3 separate regions of the Homo sapiens genome follow, and all the other regions are linked to region 2. Evidence: chromatin contacts called from ENCODE Hi-C or POLR2A ChIA-PET data. All regions are on one chromosome and are shown on one strand. The core of a region is the stretch at or near the end of the contact, and the rest is flanking DNA. Distances in the headings are between cores, read along the strand shown. Region 1 overlaps FARS2 (phenylalanyl-tRNA synthetase 2, mitochondrial). Region 2 overlaps LY86-AS1 (LY86 antisense RNA 1). Region 3 overlaps FARS2 (phenylalanyl-tRNA synthetase 2, mitochondrial).

Evidence for each region. A loop is a pair of places that touch in the nucleus more often than their neighbours do. ChIA-PET counts read pairs that join two places held with the same protein, here RNA polymerase II (POLR2A). Pooled maps may share reads with other maps.
Region 1: a map with no recorded cell type shows a loop between it and region 2 (6-fold over the local background). The contact joins two enhancer-like sites. A Hi-C loop is called at or near these places in 4 of 37 single-sample maps with no recorded cell type and 4 of 50 pooled maps. POLR2A ChIA-PET finds 5 or more read pairs at or near these places in 1 of 52 experiments (naive thymus-derived CD8-positive, alpha-beta T cell).
Region 3: a map of naive thymus-derived CD4-positive, alpha-beta T cell shows a loop between it and region 2 (5-fold over the local background). The contact joins two enhancer-like sites. A Hi-C loop is called at or near these places in 2 of 168 maps with a recorded cell type or tissue (mammary epithelial cell and naive thymus-derived CD4-positive, alpha-beta T cell) and 5 of 50 pooled maps. POLR2A ChIA-PET finds 5 or more read pairs at or near these places in 1 of 52 experiments (naive thymus-derived CD8-positive, alpha-beta T cell).

What each region holds. Positions count from the first base shown.
Region 1 is chr6:5,722,300-5,726,615 of GRCh38, reverse strand. The region is part of intron 6 of FARS2 (phenylalanyl-tRNA synthetase 2, mitochondrial); the gene reads right to left. Among named protein-coding and RNA genes, the nearest start is that of FARS2-AS1, 270 kb to the right of the region's middle. RefSeq lists an enhancer at 2,310-2,629. Within about 2 kb of position 2,540, at least 13 of the 41 ENCODE cell types and tissues checked have a DNase peak (open chromatin) inside an H3K27ac peak, as active enhancers do.
Region 2 is chr6:6,544,565-6,548,498 of GRCh38, reverse strand. The region is part of intron 3 of LY86-AS1 (LY86 antisense RNA 1); the gene reads left to right. Among named protein-coding and RNA genes, the nearest start is that of LY86, 42 kb to the left of the region's middle. RefSeq lists enhancers at 1,167-1,216, 1,307-1,356, 1,437-1,496. Within about 2 kb of position 2,323, at least 5 of the 41 ENCODE cell types and tissues checked have a DNase peak (open chromatin) inside an H3K27ac peak, as active enhancers do.
Region 3 is chr6:5,668,933-5,673,129 of GRCh38, reverse strand. The region is part of intron 6 of FARS2 (phenylalanyl-tRNA synthetase 2, mitochondrial); the gene reads right to left. The region is part of intron 2 of LOC101927950 (a long non-coding RNA gene); the gene reads left to right. Among named protein-coding and RNA genes, the nearest start is that of FARS2-AS1, 210 kb to the right of the region's middle. RefSeq lists an enhancer at 1-388. Within about 2 kb of position 1,854, at least 13 of the 41 ENCODE cell types and tissues checked have a DNase peak (open chromatin) inside an H3K27ac peak, as active enhancers do.

The sequences.
Region 1 (4,316 bases), core at 1,291-3,790, 820 kb after region 2:
TTTTTCTACTTTAAAAATATCGTTAAGACAATTGCAGAAATATTAAAGGAAAACAATTCATGTGCTCCTGCGCTGCCCATCTTAACACGAGTGCCACTGTTTATCTGTGTTTCTTTACGGCCCTGGCTCATGTGCAACCATGTTTTTACATCGTGAGGACCATCATGCATGTGTGGTTTCAGGCTTTATTTCATTTATCATCATTGCCTAAATATTTGCCCATGCTGCAGCAGAGTCTTCATTCTTAGCATCATACTGGCGGGCTCCAGCCATCATCTAGGAGCCCCCTGGCACTGGGCCTGCTGGTGAGGGAGTGAGGCGCTGCAAATTCCTTCCCCAAGTCTACGCGTGGGCAGCATGGCCTCAAACATGCACACGTGTATTGTAACCCCTGATGAGGGCCTTCTGGAGGTGATTAATCCCAAGTGAGGATTAAAAAAAAAAAGATTCTAAAAAGAAAAAAAGAGCCAGGTTTCTACTTATGTGAGTGAACACAGTGCAGGTGCCGTTTTGAGGAAGGTGGCAGCATACCTAGTCTTTTAAAGTCAGGCCTCTACTGTGCCCTACTGTGAATGACACCCACTGACCCAAATTCATCCACCTCCTTCCAATGCCTATTCCAACAATGATGATGACAATGGTGGTGATTATAATACCAGCTTACCCTTATTTATTTATTTAGAGGCAGAGTCTTGCTCTGTTGCCCAGGCTGGAGTGCAGTGGCCCCATCTCGACTCACTGCAACCTCTGCCTCTCTGGTTCAAGCGATTCTCCTGCCTCAGCCTCCCGAGTAGCTGGGATTACAGGTGTGCGCGCCACGCCCAGCTAATTTTTGTATTTTTAGTAGACACGGGGTTTCGCCATGTTGGCCAGGCTGGTCTCGAACTCCTGAGCTCAACTGATCCACCAGCTTTGGCCTCTCAAAGTGCTGGGATTACAGGTGTGAGCCACCATGCCTGGCCCCAGCTAACCTTTTTAAAGCACTTTTCCACAGCTAGGCAAAGCTCCAAAAATGTCACATGCATCAACTCATTTGCTCTTTTAAGTACATACCACTATTATTTCTGTTTTACAGATGTAGAAACTGAGGCACAGGGAGGCCAGGTAACTCTTCCCACTGCCAGTGGCCAGGACTGGAGCCCGGGCAGCCAGGCTGCAGAGGCCATGCTTGGAACCATTTTAAAATAACTGCCTCAAAACTCAGACCTAACTTCCCTCCCTGCTCAAAGGTCTTCTCACCTGATGATCATCAAACGCAGTTCCAACTTCTTACTCTGGCACTTAATGCCTTGCCCAACCTGCCTCCAAAGCTCCTTTCCAATTTTCTCCCCACGGACACCTTTCACCTTCCTCCATACACCCCAGCGCCCATGTTCAAAGTCATCACGCCATCCCCAAAACAGGCTACGAATTTGGCCATCACTAACCCTCTCTTTCAACTAAAGAAAGCTGCTCAGCACTGGGGTGTCTGCTCCGCATCATCCAGAGATTTCATGGAAATCCCACGGCTTTTAAGTCAGGCCATTGCAAAATACCTTCCCTTAGACAGAAGACATAGCTGACTGTTTTCCACGTGTGGTAACACGGTAATAGCGAGAAACTTCATTTCATCTTTAGAATTTTGTGTGATTATTTGTTTAATGGCATCTGCCCCACTACGTTTTAGTCTCCTGGAAGGAAAGGTCTATGTCTGTGTCTTGTCTGCTGCCTGGCATGGTGCAGGACACAGAGTAGACCTAACATATATTCCAAAAAGGGGCAGATGTATTTCATGTTACTGTGGAGACCTGAATTAGGATTCATCTGTGGAAATTATGGGGCAGATTATGGCTCAATGTAAAGAAGAATTCCCTGATTACAAAGAGTGGTCCTGAAGTACGGTGGGCTGCTATGCACAGAGGCTGAGGGGAGGTGAGTGCAGCCAGTGTCGGGGAGGACACAGAAGCCTCAAGATCCTTCCGTGAGGGACAGTCTTAGCCTCGGCTGGCCCCCGTAGAGCACCAGGCTCAGGCTGCAGGATGCGCTGTCTCCTGCCAGGCACAGTCATGAGAGGAGTTCTCCTCCTCCCTTCTCAACTAGTGGTGGTTTCTTTTTGCGTCCTGGGGGCTCTGTTCCTTGGCTGTGGGCCACCCTGGGGACTCAGAGCTGGCTCTGGCCACCTCATGGGCACAGGCAATCCTGAGACTCAGGCCACAGTGGCACTACTATGGTCATGGATATTTCGTGATGACCACAAAGGGAAGGGATGGCTCCAGCAACGGAGTCCCCTGTCATTTCCTGTGTGCAAACATTCTGCTTACTCCTTGTCCCTGCTAGCTCCTCTTCATCCTGGAACCCAGAATCACCCAGCTCCTCTTGAATCCAGCAGGGAGGGCACCGGTGGTTGCCCTCTCAGGTCTCTGATGGCTGACAGCCCTGTGCCAACCCTTCCTTAGGAAAGGCGTCTAAGCTGTGGAAGCTGCCTAATGGCGCAGATTCTAAGCCCCATCAGAGAAGTGAAACCATGCAGTGTGGGGAAAAGGGAACTGAAATTGAAAACCCTTGCCTGGAGCGGCCTCCCGTGTAACCCACTGGGGCGGCCCTTCCTTTCCCGCCGAGCCCACTCTTTCTCTGACAGCCCCTGTGCGGTGGACAGCCCAGCGTGGCCACCGCTCTGCAGGGTGTTTCCTCTGTCTTGGGGGAGTGTGCCTGTTACTAGCTGGGCCCCTCACAACAGAGACCGCCTGCTGTGGCCGCTTCTAAAATTCATTTCAAGGCACAGTTTGGCCCAAAGCCCTGAAGCCTCTTTTCAGGAAGAAAGCAAGGAGCCTCCCAATTTCATTTTGTTTTCTTACTGCTTGTTCAAAGAACAATCATATAAGATAAAAATACCATCCCCAGGCAAAGAGAATTTAATTCAAACATTCTTGAGAACAGATTCAACAACCTTTTCCTCACACGCAAAACAAAAACAAACCTGCTTCATTCTTGGTTTTTCCCAGTTACATAAAGAAAGGAAAAATGGATCGAGAGAGGCAGTGTATACAGGAGAGAGAATCTCCACCTGTGCAGTAAACGTGACTGAGAGGCTTGTGACAGCGGTTCACAGGCATTGTCCTGTTCGATGTTCTCAACAAGCCTATGAGCGGATCCTGCAATTATTCCACATCATAGATGAAGAAGATGAAGACACTGAGGCCTGGAAGGGTCTGCAGCGTGTCCAAGGGTGCACACAAAGCCGAGTTTTGAATCCAGCAGCCTTTTCCCATGACCCATGATACTACACTTGATATTTGCAATAACTAGGGTTGAACAAGCTAGAAATCAAACGGCATGTAAATAAATGAAATATATAGATATGAGCTTTGTTTCTTTTCTACCCTTATTCTCTTTTTATATCAAACCCAGGGGCACGTACTTGGGTCTGTCATGACCCACGGCTCCCGACACACTCGCGAGTGGCCCATTCGTGGCCTGTCACCTTCACTCACTCACCCTTACTTAATAAGATCACAAACACCCACAAAACCCCACTCACCCCCAGAACCGGAACTCGGATGAGGACTTTTGTCCATCTGTGGAGTCTTCCCCAACTCATCCTCCTGCCTGCCCTCTCTCAGGGAATCACTGTTCTGAATCCTTGTTTATTGCTCCCTTGACTTCCTTTGTAGATAGCTCTGAGGTTTTAGTAAGTTGTTTATTTTATAAAATGAATACCATGCTGTATGTAATCTTTTGGGATTTTCTTTTTTACTTATATTTACAACTTCATAACTAGGGTTTAGAGTTTCAAACCCAGTCGTGGCCCCCTAGAGAAGAATGGAGGTGGAAGTGGGGTGAGGGGAGACTTCCTGAGGCTACAAGGTGGACATGACCTTTCACCTTGCTTCACACCCCTCCAAGGACATCCTCGTTGCACTCAGAATAAAATCCAGCTCTCACCTTGGTTCCTCAGGCCCGATCAGTGTAGCCCTTGACAGCCTCACTGACCTTTTCTCTCCCTGCGCTTCCCCCTCCTCACCATGCTCAGCACAGGGGTTCTTCTGCTGCCCCTGGAACATTCCCTGTGAGCTCTTGCCATCAAGCCTGGGCTGGCTATCCCAGTCGACCTGCTCTTAAGTTTCATCTTAAACGTCACTGCCTCCGCAGCCTTTCAGGGCCATCCCACCTGAGATAACCCCTCTGTCACAGCGCACTGCTTTGTTTTGGTTACAGCACCCCTGATGTATTTTGTTTATTATCTATCTTCCCCCTTTACAAGAAAAACGTCTTGTCTATGTCAAACTGTATATCTAGTGAGGAGTTTTAAAAGACTGTTCTGCAGACCTGTGGGGGTC
Region 2 (3,934 bases), core at 1,074-3,573:
TTTATTGTACTTTCTGGAAGGCTTCACTAAATTTCTATTCTAACTCTTCTCTTGAAACTTTCATTGTTGCTATCATATTTTTTAATTTCTAATAGGATTTTTCCACCTCCTGAATATTCCTTTTCTTGTGGCATCCTTTTTTCATGTGTGCAATATTTTTTATTCATTCTTCTGAGAATGTTAATGATAGTTTCTTGAAGTTTCCTTTTGCTTCTATTTTGAGTTTTTTTTTCCTGCTTTGTTTGGGCTTCATATTTTATGTTAGAGATAAAAGCAGATGCATTTGGTTTGGAAAGACAAAGGATTTTTCCCTGTTGAAGTAACGTAGAATGAAAAAATAAGGTGATACAAACATTTTAAGGGCAAAAGAGGCAACATTGAGGAAACTCACATGAGGCCAACTTCAACTCTGTAAAGTAGAAGTTGTTTCTCAAATTGTGAGATACTGTAAGGGCAAGAGCTAAAAATTGGAAGGAAACATTTGGAATATCTGCAATGCAGGAATCAACAAATGCTGAAAACTGAGTTGCAGTGAGGGCTCATCTGAAGTCCCACAGCCTAAATTTGCAGCTGGTCCAATTGGCATAGTTTGGTGACATTCTCTAGTTAGTCTTGGCCAGATGGGGTAAAGACAGAAAAGCAACTGCAGGGTGCTGGGCAAGTCAAGGTAAGAGGCAAAGAGTAGAGAGACAGCTGAGGGGTCCGAGGTGCTGGAGCGCCCTGGCGGGAGGCCAGCCACAGGCTGCGGTAGTAAGGGAATAAAAGGACGTCTGAGGGACAGAGGGGCAACTCTGGTGAGGATCAGTGTCCCGGGAATTTTTCAGGCAGTGTGGAGTCTGCTTTCAGTCCTGAAGGAATGCATGAGCTGGTGGAGGCCATGACAGCATAGGAATGTAAAACAGTTCCACATCCTCTTGGAATCAAGAGGCATGCATTCACATCCTGTCTTGGTGGGACCTGGTAAAGTCAGGTAGTCAGGCTGGGAGTCAAAGAGATTGGATTTTTTATGTCCTATGTCTCCCTAGCTTCAAATCCACCCTCTCTAGAATAGATTGCAAAAAGGGGAATTTCCATTACAGCATATAGCATTCGTCCTATGAAGAAACCCCCTCGCTCAGTGACTTACACGAAAAACTGGGGTATAAAACACCCATAACATCTGGCCTGCTGCAGAGCTGGCTTCAGGAACAATTGTGGACCATTACATCACTCTCTCCGGTCTGCAGGCATTGGCGGGTACATGCGGATCATAACCACCAGATGGCGCTGTTGGCCTAAGCTCGAGCACAGTCCACAGCCTGGAGGTCCTGGGAAAGCCTGACCTGAATCTAAAACTTCTCTAAACTCCCTAATTTGATTCAAAAGCAAAACAGTAGAATACTTCTGCACATCCCAGCGAGGTCAGAGTATAGCATCTGCGTGGCCCGTAGGCAAGTCATCGGTGGTTATTTAAAGCCCGAGTTTAAGAAAATGACTTCACAATGCAGAGAAACTGGGGAGCCGGCGCTGGTCCCTCAGTCCCCGACATGGAACGCTCCTGCACCCGCAGCGGAGTGGCTGGCAGCGCCGCATGGAGGTGGCGAGCTCCAGGTCTCACGCAGCGTCTGTCTGTGCAGTGCCCAGATGGCAGGGGCTGTAGAGGCCTCTAGAAACCTGCGGCTCGGCTGCATTTCTCCAACCTGCCATCCGCCCTCACCACCCCAGCTCCAGGCCGCCGCACTTGCTGGCTCTGGCCACCGCCAAAGCCCTAGGGACGGTGCACTCTGGCTGCGCGGTGGCCGCGGGAGCCGGTGGCAAGGGACTAGGTCCTAGGGGGAGAGACTTATTTAGTCTCGCAGGGCCGGCCTCTTTGCATACTCTAGGGGCCCCGGGAGCTCAGCGTGTGCTTCCCACGGTTGTTTTCGAGAATAATGTGGCTTTCAGCCAGGCCAAGCCCCTCGCGGCTGGGCGGTGCGTGAGTTCCCAGGTGCGCGCTTCAGGATCGGAGGCGCCCGCCGGAGCAGGGCGTGCTGGATTCCAACAGTACGTGCTAAGCACAAAGGCCTGAGCCCGAGTGCCGGGGCCTCCATCTCGGTGGACTCCAGTCTCGTGGCCCACTTCCCACGTGCGCCCGGCTCAGGCGCGCGGCTCTCCCGGCGGGCGGGTGCACGGCCTCCCCTCCGCGGCTGCGGCTGCGGTTGCGGTGGCTTCACTGCGGCTGGTTCCTGCCAGGTCATCTGCTTTGCGCCCATCTAGGCCGCGGACAGGCGGAGGCTGATTAATTTTTCATGGCGATTCACCCGGCTGTTCATCCGAAGGCAGCTTCTGGGGCGGGAGCTGTTAAGGACCCGACTGTGCCAGGGGCTGCTCTTCCTCCGGCCGCACTAATTACTGACCTGGGAGGGAGACTCGGGTTTTTCTCCCCAGTGAGCTGTTTTTTTGCCTTTTGGCGTCTTTTGATTTCCCAAGCAAAGCTGGGGGCTGGGAATTCAAGGATGAGGGCCAGGAAAGGCTGAGGGAGGAAGGGCGCCTGTTCAGTTTAATCTTATTTGTGGAAAGCCCCCCCACCCCCAGCTCAGCCTGGAGAAGGAGCTTGGGGATGGTCACATCCTTGTCCCAGGAGCTCGCGGGCTCCTGGGGAGATGGGACTCGCAGAGTGGGGGTGAAAGAGTTGATTGACAGTGTGGGAATGTATGTACCAAGGGCCAGTGTAGTGGGACCCAGTGTAGAGGAGTCGGGGCTCCAAGAACGAGCCAGTGGAGTGAGCGAGGAAAGGTAGTGAAGGAAAATGAAACGAACCGCCGGGTGCGGTGGCTCACGCCTGTAATCCCAACACTTTGGGAGGCTGAGGCGGGTGGATCATTTGAGCTCAGGAGCTGGAGACCAGCCTGGCCAAGGTGGTGAGACCTCATCTCTACTAAAAATACAAGAAGTAGCCGGGCGTGGTTTTGGAGTGGGGGAGGACACTGGGCTCCCAGGGGAACCTGGTGTGAATGTTCCAGGTGTGCTCCTTAACCACCCACACACAGGTGGGCCATATTTCTGGGACTGGTGTTTTAAAGTTTCCCCTTCCCTCCTCCATTACATAAAAATTTGAAAATTTACAGATATGTATAGAGAAATCGCTATGCAGAGGAAAACACTGGGATTTTTGTGTGTGTGTGTGGAGGGAGGGGAGTTCTATCCAGGTGTTTTCCATGTGGATAATTTTTACCTAATTGTATGTTATACATGTACGGCGTACGTAGTGTTATGTTAAACATTGTGTGTTTAGGCATTTAGAAAATATGATTTTTCATTATGAAACTAGTAGATGTTCTTCTCAATTTTTGGAAAATAAGGAAATATATGAAAACAAAAATTAAATATTACCCGGATTCTAAATACATAATAATCCTTTTGGTATGTTTCCTTAAACTATTTTTTTCCTGTGGGTGTTTAATTTAGTTGAGACCATATGCTATTTGCTAATTTCTAAACATGGTCAGTATAGAAACATCGTTAGATAGAAGGCTAAATGAGAGAGGTTTCTTCTTTTTTTTTTTTTGAGACAGTCTCACTCTGTCACCCAGGCTGGAGTGCAATGGTGCGATCTGGGCTCACTGCAACCTCTGCCCCTCCGCCTCCTGGGTTCAAGCAATTCTTCTGCCCCTGCCTCCTGAGTAGCTGGGATTACAGGTGCCCACCACCACGCCTGGCTAATTTTTGTATTTTTAGTAGAGACGGGGTTTCACCATGTTGGTCAGGCTGGTCTCGAACTCCTGACCTCGTGATCTGCCCATCTCAGCCTCCTGAGAGAGGTTTCTTAATCTCAGTGCTTCCCAGGGCTCCATGACACAATGTCTCCCTCTGCACCACTTCACCCCAACACTTGTGGAAGAGCCAGGGAGGGCTTGGAAGAAACACTCTAAAACCACCTCCCAAACCCCTCCTCACAAATAATCCCTGCACCCAG
Region 3 (4,197 bases), core at 605-3,104, 870 kb after region 2:
TCATTTGCCTTTCCTCAATGGGAAGCACAGTTTGGGGCCCAGAAAAGGTGTTGGGGGGCTCTTGGTTGGTAGACTGACTTGATGCTAAACTGCAAAGGCAGAGGAGATAAATTCCCTTCACAGCCCCAAAGGTCTTTGGTTATGTTAATTACTCCTACCTTCCCCTAACAAATGGCTAGGGTGTCACAGAAAGAGGGCCCAGAGGGCTCTTTAATTGCAGTGGCCCATCTCATCCCATTACTCTCACCACTCAAAGGCGTTTCTAATCCAAAGGCAAAATACAGTGTCTCCAAACTCCAGGGAAAGAACAGAGAGGAACACATGTTGTCAGTGGCAACCAAACTTAGCTTCATCATGAATCACTGTGGCCTCATTCTGACAGGTCCAGTTGCAGCCTAGCCCTAGATCGCACCAAGCAGTGACTCAGCTACAATGAAACTTCAGATGCTATTTTTAAGGGGGGCTCGCAAGGGGAAGGAGGGAGGTGTAGAAATGCTTTATTATTTTTTCCTGAATTTTTATAGCCTCAACTAAATCTAAATCTTTACTTTGAGACCAGAATTCTGGAAAAGTTAACCTGCCCCTGAAGTTATGTAACCCATGGTTTACTTTTTATATCACAGCTTGCCCGTTAAAGTCACAAACCATTTCCATGGCCAAAATCTGTTTGAGTAAAATTGAAAAGGGGAGTTTTCAGAAGAGTCTGGACCCAACGGAAGCAACTGTGGTACAGTGGGAGGAACACTGGCTTGAGAGGCAGACGGTTCTGCAGCTTGTAAGCTGCGTCACGGTGGGACTGAACGGCCAGGACGTGGCCAGGGGATAGTGAGGCTGAGGTGGCTGTCCTGGATAGAGTCTTAGGGCGGGCCACCACAGGCACGGGTGGGTGTGCCTACCCTGCTAGCTCTGCACTTTGGGTCGGTGAGGAAACCCCACCAAAGCCGCTTTAGATTCCACAGACTTCAGTGCTGTCTTCTCTTTACTCTTGCCTTCCCACTGAAGGGGCTTTGCTGTTCCCACGGCTACCGACTGATTCCTGTGTTCATCTACTCATCCTTCTCTGGACTTTTTCCAACTGCTACCTTCTCTTGAGCAATTAGCACAGTGCACATATTTCCAGAATGGAGACATGGTATTTTTGTGGAAAAGTAGGACAATGTCTTCCGCAAATGCACGTTCCTCACGATGATCGGAATTGTGTTTCCTCTCCTGGCAAGGTCCCTGTCTTCTGGGGAACAGTCCCCCTACAGTGATTTTTGGCTTATGTTCTTAGACACAAGCGATGGCTCAGAAGCCTCACCTCCCCGCGTTGATGCGATTTCTCCTGCGGGTGTCCCTGTAACATCTTTGGTAGAGCAAGCCATCCAGCTCAGAAGAGCTCTCATGAGGCAAAATCTAATCTAAAAACTCTTCAGTGGCAACATCTTTAAAGGTTAAACCATCCTCTGTAAACATGTGCTTGGTTCTTGGAGTAAGTCCTTTCCTATTTTTTCCAGAGCTAAGTCTTCCAGGCTGGAAGGCTTAGGAAGAAATAACGCCCAGACTGGCCCGACAGTGTTGAGTGGAAATGGGGCACGAGAAGGGGGAGCCTCACCATCTGCTGATAAATCCATTCATACAACAGTGACCTTGAACACCATAGTTCTTTCTGTAACACCAGGAAGTTCCGGCAGAAACAGAGGAGAGAACTGAGCAGAGCCCCAGCTCAACGCTGAGACTTCCTCTTGCTACACCACATTAATCCTATGCCTGAAGAGCTCATTAGCCAATCACTTTCATGAACAAACCCATCCAGCTCTGGGGACAGGAAGAGCAGAGACAGAGTGGGAGTAACTCTTACGTCATGCTCTGAAAGCTCGGCCATGAAGCCTCATTTTTCTGAGGTACTCATGGACACTGCAACTTCCTCCTCCTCAGCTTCTGGCCAGCAACAGGCCCTAAATTAGTTAAATTTAACTATAATAAACATGCTGCAAATGAATTATATTTAACTCCAACAGCCACCTCAGGGTTTGTCTGGAGATGAAATAATTTTAGCTTATGCTACCATAAGTCCCCCAACTAAGGCAGAAAGTAATTACCTAAGGATTTACTGTAATGAGTTCACTGACACTCATTATTCATTATAGTGTGTGAACATTCCAGTCTTTTATACAGTCAGGCATAGACTGCACACTGCTGAATATATAGTCTTGAGTGAGCACAATAAGGACACTAAAAATAAAAAGCCACCTGATTTCAGTCTTAAGAATTCGTAATAATTATGAAGAGCCCCGGTTGAAACTTTACACCATCAGTAGAACTGAGCCTGCTAAGAAAATGAACAATGTGATAAGCTTTTGGAGCGATGACACTGCATGGCAGCACTTAAAAAGTGTGCTTATTTAAAAAAAAAATGTAACTGGGCTTCAGTGCTGTGCATACTAATGAGAACTCATGTTTTTCTATCCATTAAAGCAGGATCCTACTCAGAAGCATTTGGTTAGAGGAAGAGACTGTTTCTAAAAGTACGTACAAGTAATAACTTGCCCAAAATGCCATTCCTTATAAAATATTATGATATTCTACATTTCATTTGCTCTGAATCATCTTGCCATTAAAAAATTCTCATTTATCTAGTCACCCCTCGTGATCCATTGTGCATCAGTTGTGGGCCAAGTACTATAAGCATAAAGAACAACAGGACATGGTTTCTACTCTCTAGAAGCTAAAAGTTTAGTAGGGGACACAAAAGTTTAGTAAGTAAATGTTTAGTAAGTAAAAATGTTTAGTAAGTAAATGATTTCCTGAATTGTGATATCCACAATGATCAGGGGGTGTACTGCCTGTTGAATATGTATTATCTAGTCAGTATTGATGTAACTTATTTGGGTGGAGAAATCTAAACAGGACTTGATCAAGGACCAAAGCAACTCTAGCCAACTTTGGCCACTGAATGTCCTCTGTATACTTGCGCACTCTGGGCATAAGCGCCTATGCTTGGCTGCATATATCATTAACACACTGCTGTTAACTTCTATGTAAGTGTTTATATCTTGCCTCATTCTACGAGAATTTTAAGGAGGCCTACGAAAGAAAATATACAACAAAATAATGTTTGAATATGAACAGAAATCAAGAATCAACACAAGAAATGGGATGTTATTGACACTTTTCTCATGTCAGACTCCATTCTGCCTACTTCTTCCCCACCCCCGTTCATAGGTCATGAGCTGTGCAAGCAGCTAAAGGGATCTGAAGGTGTGGGGTTAGAGGCAGGCAGAAGGGGTGCTTAAGCCAACTCAGCCTCTTCTCCTTCACCAGCTCCTCCAATAAGCCCAACTCCGGACAAGGCTCTGGGTGCTCTTGCAGGTGAGAAGGTGGTGCCGGCAGCCACTCCGCTTCACTCTCCGAATCTCAGGACCTCTGTTTGCCATCAGGAGGCCAAATGACTAGCAGGGCAGGATTTGGGAGCTCTTGACTTGGGCCTATAATACCACAGAACAGCATCAGAGCCCTCTCCTAATACACTGCAATATGATGAGCGAAAATATTAGCAAGTACAGGACTACTGAGATCAGGGAAAAGAGCAACACAACAGCAAGCCCTGGGGGCTGACGTATACGGTGGCTCTCCCCAGCCACAGTGAAGGAAAAATGGTCACTTACAAAACCCTTAAGGTCAAATTTACCCTTATCTTGAGGCACACTAACCCTTGGTGCTTAATTTTTAAAACATTTCCCACAAAAGGTTTTATAGGCAGCGGGGGGGTGGGGGGAGGTGGGCTGAGTGATAGGAATGGACAACACTCAACAAGCTTACTATGGGACCTGCGGGAGCAACTTTCTCTGTTTCTCAGGATCTGTTGATGGAATCCGAGGGCACAATGTTCAAGTACTGACCACAGAAGGCAATGGCATAGGAGGCCAGGATAACACGTCTGCTCCGTGTCAAGGAATGGCTCCTATTTTCCCATTCCAGGACTACTTTCTTAGGAGAAAGGGAATTAACATCTGTTTGTTTTTTCAGGGACTGCACTAGGTACCTTATATTGATTATTAAAATATAACCTTGAAAGCACTGTGCACTATTATCATCATTACAAGTGGTTAAAGCCCTTGAGGCCTAGAGAAGTTAAGAAACTTGCTCAACGTGGGCTGGGTGTGGTGGCTCATGCCTGTAATCCCAGCACTTTGGGAGGCCAAGGCGGGTCCATCG